2 separate regions of the Homo sapiens genome follow, and region 1 is linked to region 2. Evidence: chromatin contacts called from ENCODE Hi-C or POLR2A ChIA-PET data. All regions are on one chromosome and are shown on one strand. The core of a region is the stretch at or near the end of the contact, and the rest is flanking DNA. Distances in the headings are between cores, read along the strand shown. Region 1 overlaps SEMA4B (semaphorin 4B). Region 2 holds the start of ARPIN (actin related protein 2/3 complex inhibitor).

What was found. A loop is a pair of places that touch in the nucleus more often than their neighbours do. ChIA-PET counts read pairs that join two places held with the same protein, here RNA polymerase II (POLR2A). Pooled maps may share reads with other maps.
Region 1: a loop to region 2 is called in a pooled map, with 2.4 times the contacts of the local background. The contact joins the enhancer-like site here to the promoter of ARPIN in region 2. A Hi-C loop is called at or near these places in 3 of 168 maps with a recorded cell type or tissue (ovary, prostate gland and psoas muscle) and 12 of 50 pooled maps. POLR2A ChIA-PET finds 5 or more read pairs at or near these places in 5 of 52 experiments (BJ, HEK293T, PC-9 and 2 more).

What each region holds. Positions count from the first base shown.
Region 1 is chr15:90,218,416-90,221,902 of GRCh38, forward strand. SEMA4B (semaphorin 4B) reads left to right here. Exons shown (of 14, transcript NM_198925.4): 4 at 1,378-1,476; 5 at 2,567-2,678; 6 at 2,952-3,065; 7 at 3,199-3,350. Among named protein-coding and RNA genes, the nearest start is that of CIB1, 14 kb to the right of the region's middle. RefSeq lists an enhancer at 2,948-3,487. Within about 2 kb of position 1,301, at least 5 of the 41 ENCODE cell types and tissues checked have a DNase peak (open chromatin) inside an H3K27ac peak, as active enhancers do.
Region 2 is chr15:89,911,281-89,914,847 of GRCh38, forward strand. It overlaps ARPIN (actin related protein 2/3 complex inhibitor), which reads right to left and starts at 1,672. Exons shown (of 6, transcript NM_182616.4): 1 at 1,464-1,672. The coding sequence starts at 1,555. ARPIN-AP3S2 (ARPIN-AP3S2 readthrough) reads right to left here and starts at 1,672. Exons shown (of 10, transcript NM_001199058.2): 1 at 1,464-1,672. The coding sequence starts at 1,555.

The sequences.
Region 1 (3,487 bases), core at 51-2,550, 310 kb after region 2:
CTGCCATTCTGTTATTCAGCTAACATTGATGAAGCATGCACTCTGTGTCCATGTACTTTTAGGTACTGGAGATTTAATTGTGAAAAAGCAGGCTTGGCACAGTGGCTCACGCCTGTAATCCCAGCACTTCGGGAGGCTGAGGCAGGTGGATCACAAGGTCTCCACCTCATGGTCTCCTGAGTGTCTCAGGAGTTCGAGACCAGCCAGGCCAACATAGTGAAACTCCGTCTCTACTAAAAATACAAAAAACATTAGCCAGGCATGGTGGCAGGCGCCTGTAGCCCCAGCTACCTGGGAGGCTGAAGCAGGAGAATCGCTTGAACCTGGGAGGCAGAGGTTGCAGTGAGCCGAGATCTCGCCACTGCACTCCAGCCTGGATGACAGAATGAGACTGTGTTTCAAAAGAAAAAGTAGTCAGTTTACAAATGTTATTGGCGGGGCGTGGGATGGAATGAGGTGGTCAGGTAACATTTCATTAAAAAAGTGACATTTGAGCCAAGATCAGGAGAGAGTGAGGAGCTGACAGTGGCATATCTGGAGGAGGGGCAGGACTTTTGATTTCACTCTGAGGGAGGTATTTGGGAGGCCAGGGGAAGGCTGAGCAGAGATGTGACATGGTCTCACCTGTGTACTAAGAGGGTCACTCTGGCTACTGTGGTAGAGAAGCCTCCATGGGGAAGGACAGGAGGAGGGAGAGCAGTGAGGGGCGAGTGATGATGGTGGCTCGGACCAGTGAGAAATGCTCAGATTCCGGATGCATTTTGAAGATGGAGCCACCAGGATTTCTGGGTGGGAAATTATGGGGTATGACCGACAAGAAGAGTCAAGGCTGACTGGGTTTGGGGCCTCAGCGACTGAAAAGACAGAATTAATGAAAGTGGCAAGATCTCGGGGGGAAGCATGTGTTTTAGGGAGGACCAGAAAGAAGCTTGGTTGCAGGTGCCAGTTAGATACCCCATTTGAAGGTGATGCATGAATCTGGGGTTCAGGGTTCAGGGCTGAGCAGTCCTCCTGCTCTGGGCTGTGGCTTCATCAGCTCCCAGCTTGGTTGGGAGGGGCCTGTGGCTTCTGAAGAGGATGCTGCTGGGGAATAGTACAACTCAAAGGGGTAGGATTCTGTGCCCTCACCCCTAGGCCGAAGGAAAGTTTGCCAGTCACAAAACTAGCTGAGCCCCTGGGCTCCCTGCAGCACACACACTCTGTGCACGCTCCACTGTGCCCCAGAAAACCCGTGGGTTCTTTGTTCCTAGACTTGAGTGCCCCATCCCCAGTCCTGGGAGCAGAGGCCGGGCCTGGGTGTGGAAGGGGGGGCTCGGCGGTGCCCCCTGGTGGCATGCTTGGGCGTGGGACTGATATCCCCTCGCTCCTTCCCCCCAGCGCGACTGTCAAAACTACATCAAGATCCTCCTGCCGCTCAGCGGCAGTCACCTGTTCACCTGTGGCACAGCAGCCTTCAGCCCCATGTGTACCTACATCGTGAGTGACCTGTCCTCAGCCCTGAGGCTGACCTGGGAACTGCCCCTCTTTCTGCCCCAGGGATCCTGTTCTGTAGCATAGACCCCTGAGGAAAGGCAGGGCCCAGAGGGAGGTTTCTAGGTACCACTGGCCTCCAAGAGCCCTGAGGTCCCACACCCTGGCACAAAGCGCAGCCCTGACAGCCATGTCTCCCTGTGCGGGGAGGCGGGGGCACATGCGGTCACTTACCCATGAAGATCCTGTGCCACCCAGGCCTTGCTGCCCTCTTCTGCTTCTTCCAGCATCTCTCCCTCTCCTTTGCTTGATTCTCTTGTCTTATCTTGTACACCCCCTCCTCAGCACACACCCCTAGCAGAGGGTGGCATTTGATGCTGTGGGTTGGAGCCCAGCTTTGGGGTCAGACACACCTGGGTTTGAATCACATTGCTGCCCCTTCCAGGCTCACATCATTTTATTTCTTTTTTCTTTTTCTTTTCTTTTTTTTTTTTTTTTTTGAGATGGAGTCTCGCTCTGTCGCCCAGGCTGGAGTGCAGTGGCACGATCTCGGCTCACTGCAAGCTCTGCCTCCTGGGTTCACGCCATTCTCCTGCCTCAGCCTCCCGAGTAGCTGGGACTACAGGTGCCCGCCACCACGCCTGGCTAATTTTTTCTATTTTTCGGTAGAGAGGGGGGTTTCACCGTGTTAGCCAGGATGGTCTTGATCTCCTGACCTCGTGATCCACCCGCCTCGGCCTCCCAGAGTGCTGGGATTACAGGTGTGAGCCACCGCGCCCGGCCAGGCTCACATCATTTTCTAAGCCTCACCTCCTCCGCCAGGTGGGTCTGATAATGTGTCCCGCGTCGGGTCACTGTGAGGCAGTGTGGCACTGTGTCTGGGTGAGGCCTCTCCTGAGGCCGACTGTCCAGGTTCAAACCCTTCGGCACCGTGTCCTGGCTGAGGAGGACGGCGTCCCTGACACCTGACCCCTTCTGTCCCACACACCTCACCTGCCTGCAGAGTTGCCTTCTCCTGCACGCCTCTCTCTTTCTCACCAAGCCTGCTCCTCATTCCCTGGAGTGCCCCTGAGCCCATGTGTCCACCCTCCTGCAGAACATGGAGAACTTCACCCTGGCAAGGGACGAGAAGGGGAATGTCCTCCTGGAAGATGGCAAGGGCCGTTGTCCCTTCGACCCGAATTTCAAGTCCACTGCCCTGGTGGTTGGTGAGTGTTGAGGGCAGGATGGCTTCATTGAGGTTCCATGTAGGGGCACACAGGGCTAGAGGGCTAGCTTTGGACAGGCTGAGTCCATGCCATGCTTATTTCCAAGGGGACAGAATGGCCAGGGGCTTGCCTTGGGTTTGGTTTTTCCAAGTTCCAGCTTCCTTCTCTGCCCACCACAGGCAAAACGGGCAGTGCTGGGGTCACTCTGGGCCCTGAGCAGGGAGAAGGGGCCGTGCTGAGGAGCCCATTCCCATGGGAATGTTTTCTTGGCAGATGGCGAGCTCTACACTGGAACAGTCAGCAGCTTCCAAGGGAATGACCCGGCCATCTCGCGGAGCCAAAGCCTTCGCCCCACCAAGACCGAGAGCTCCCTCAACTGGCTGCAAGGTGAAGTCCTCTTGCCACCACCCAGAGGGCAGGGATCCTGTTCACCCAGCCCTAGAAGGGGGCACTTTCCCCCAGCTTGGCCTGTCTCCAGGGTTCCTGGGCTGACTCTGAGCTCCTGACCTGGTCCCTACAGACCCAGCTTTTGTGGCCTCAGCCTACATTCCTGAGAGCCTGGGCAGCTTGCAAGGCGATGATGACAAGATCTACTTTTTCTTCAGCGAGACTGGCCAGGAATTTGAGTTCTTTGAGAACACCATTGTGTCCCGCATTGCCCGCATCTGCAAGGTGAGGGGAACGGGCTGACAGGGTGGCCACCCCAGGGACCTCAAAGCCTCCACAGCTGCAAGATCACCCACATCCATGCATGGCCTTTCCCATCCCGCCAAGGAGTACAGCTTGGCTAACAGCTTTTCTCTCTCACC
Region 2 (3,567 bases), core at 422-2,921:
ACTCTCATATTCCTTTTCTCATTCATATCCAGGTGGTCATTAACCCGAGGAAATGGTTATTACTGAGAGGTGAAGAAACCAAAACTCAGAAGTCTGAGACTAGTCCAAGATCACACGGTCCTTCACTGAGGGGAAGTGGACCCCTGGCTTCTCGACTCTGGTTTTCATAAAAGCAGAACGTGGAGGCTTCCTTTTTTGCATCCACAGAAATGGAGAAGCATGGGGACAGCTGAAGATGACAGTGGAATAGGGATGGGAGTGGGAAGTGAAAACTCTACCTAGCTGGTCTCTATCCAATTCTTCCCCACCCCCCACAATTATTTTTCTAAATATTTAACTGACAAAAGACTGTATATATTCAAGGTGCACAACGTGATGATTTAAGTACACACTATGTAATGATTACCACAGATTAATGAACACACCCACCAGACCCCATGCTGTACATTAGGTCCCCAGAAATTGTTTATTCTATAACTGAAAGTTTGTACCTTTGATCATTACCCCATCCCCATCCACTATCCCCTGGCAATCACTGTTCACTGTTCTACTGTTTCTTTTCTTTTGACACAGTCTTGCTCCATCGCCCAGGATGGAGTGCAGTGGCACAATCTCGGCTCACTGCAACCTCCACCTCCCAGGTTCAAGCGATTCTCATGCCTCAGCCTCCCAAATAGCTGGGATTACAGGTATCTGCCACCACGCCCGACTAATTTTTGTATTTTTAGTACAGACAGGGTTTCACCATTAGGCTGGTCTCAAACTCCTAACCTCAAGTGATCCACCCGCCTCGGCCTCCCAAAGTGCTGGGATTACAGGCGTGAACCACAGCGCCTGGTCTGTTCTGCCGTTTCTATGGTTCAACGCTTTTATAGGTTCCATATACGAGATCACACAGTATTTGTCTTTCTGTATCTGGCTTATTTCACTTAGCACAATTCTTCAGCGCAGTTGTAAATGGAATGGTCCCTTCGGCCTCATAACCCTGTGACGACAGGGCCTGGCCCTCCAAATCCTCCTCACCCAGGCAGGCCCTGCTCTGGACCAGCCCGCCCGCTGTTCCCGCCACAGCACGGCCACTGTCCCTTCTGGGGCAGGGCATGAGTCTGTGCAAAAGCAGCGCGGCAAGTAGCTGGAGTTTATAGTTACGCGGGTGGGGTGGGGCCGGAGGTCGGCGTGAGGCGAAGCCCAGCCTTCGGAGACCTGTCTGGGGGTCGGGACCCTCTCTCGAGGGCAGGCGGACAGGCGGGGAGCTTTAAGCCGATCTGTGTCATGGGGTCGCTGGGCGGGCGCGGCGGCAGGGGCGCCGGGAGCGGCGGACTGGAGGGGCGGACTGAAGGCGGAGAGGCGGCTTTGGCAACCCCAGTTTTCCCCCACCCGCATCCCACCCCCCCACCCGATCCTGTTGCGGGGTTCGAGCCGGGGCAGGGGAGGCCGACCCGAGGCCGTGAGCCCAGGCCTACCCCTGGTGGGCGGCGGGGTCCCAGGCCCCTGGCAGCCGGACGCTCTGCACCGCCTTGTTCCGGAGCGCGCCGTCGTGGTAGATGCGGCTCATTCTCCCGACCGCCCGGGCACCCCGGCACAGAGCCGGCGCACTGGGCTGGGGGCGCGGCGCGGGAAGTGCTGCAGGACGCGCGGGGACCCGCGATTCCCAGCCGGCGGATCCGGGAATGGCGCGGCCCGGCCCTCAGGCGTTCCTCGGCGGGATTTAAAGGGACCGAGCTCCATTCCTGCACGCCAGGCCGCGCGCGGCAGGAGTTGGGCTTCCGGGAGGACCCTGGCTGGGGGCTTAGCACAGTGGGGCAGAAAGGCCATGCTTTTCTCTTGTCTCTCTCTCTTCCTCATTCCTAGAGGAAGATCCCTGCCCCAGCACACGCACAAAAGGGAAATTGAGGCCCCAAGATCCTATTATAGAAGATCCTTTGTAGGATCAGCCCGGGAAGGATGGGTTTCTGGGAAGCAGGAATGGAGAACAGCCACTGGGGAGGATTGGGTGGTCAGCTTAGAAGCTGTCCATTATGCCCCGCCCGCGGCCCTACAATGGCTGAGTCAGGTATCCCAGGGATCTGTGACGAGGGAGCTGGGGCATGGGTGTCGGACCAAAGACGCCTAAGTTTGAATCCCAGCTGTGAGCTTGGGCAAGCTCCTCAACCTCTCTGAGCCCATGCTTCTTCGTCTGTAAAATGGGGTCAGTATCAGGGGGATTGTAAAGTTTAATGAGCTCACCCTTTCTACAACATAGCATTGCCCTCCCTCCTTCTTCCTGCACAGCTCCTGAACTCCTCCCTGGCCCCACAATGCCCTTTGCCCAAGTATGTCATAGTCCGCAGGTGCATTTTCCAAGCCTGGTACAGAAGATTCTTCTGACCCTGGGATTGTTGAGGAATCTTTGTTCTTTTGTTTGGCTTCTTCGTGCCAGGCCTCGGGGCAGGTGGGCCCATTCAGGGAGGCCAGGTGTACCCCGGGAGAGGGGGCGGCATTTAAAGGGGGTGGTGGCCAGGCAGGTGCCTAGGAGTCTAGCATGAGCTGTCAATGTTGGAAGAAGAAAGCACCCTCTCCCTTCCCTGCTACACACACACACACACACACACACACACACACACACACACAGACAATGACTTTCTTGGGTCCTAGGCACTTTTGTTTTCAAAGGACCCTTTCTCCATTAAAAATTTTTTAAAAAATTATTATCTTACCACTGGGTTGGCATAAAGATGAATATATGAATTATATATATATATATATATTTTTTTTTTTTTTTTTTTGAGACAGTCTTCCTATGTTGCCCAGGCTGGAGTGCAGTGGTGAATCTTGGCTCACTGTAACCTCTGCCTCCCAGGTTCTAGTGATTCTCCTGCCTCAGCCTCCTGAGTAGCTGGGATTACAGGCACTCACCACCACACCCGACTAATTTTTGTATTTTTAGTAGAGATGGGGTTTCACCATGTTGGCCAGGCTGGTCTCAAGCTCCTGACTTCATGTCACCACCTGCCTCTGCCTCCCAAAGTGCTAGGATTACAGGCCTGAGCCACTGCTCCCAGTCTAAAGTGTTTTCTTCAACCTAAACATATATTTTTTTTTCTGCATCCAATCATCCATTACTAAACATATTTTTAGGAAGAAAGAGCACCTGTAGTCCCAGCTACTCAGGAGGCTGAAGTGGGAGGATCACTTGAGCCCAGGAGTTTGAGTCCAGCCTAGGCAACATAGCGAAACCCTGTCTATTAAAAAAAATTAATGAAATTAAATTTAAATTTTAAAAGAATAAAAACATTTTGTGGACCGCTAAAAGTATGATGGGCCTAATGGATGAGTCAGCCCCACTCCTAGCTGGCCTACCTGGCTGCCCGGTGTATGTCTGAGAAGGAAAAACATAGAAAAGCCCTACTGGAAAGCCCCTCTGGGTAGAACTGTCCTTTGGCCCTCTCTGCTCAAAACCCTCCAGCTGCTCACAGCCACCTGGCTGGCATGTCCTCCTCCTCTTTCCCTTTTCTGTGTCACGTTCCCCCTCACTGTGGCTCCAACTGCACAGCCATCCATGGTAGCCACTAGCCACATGTGGCTACT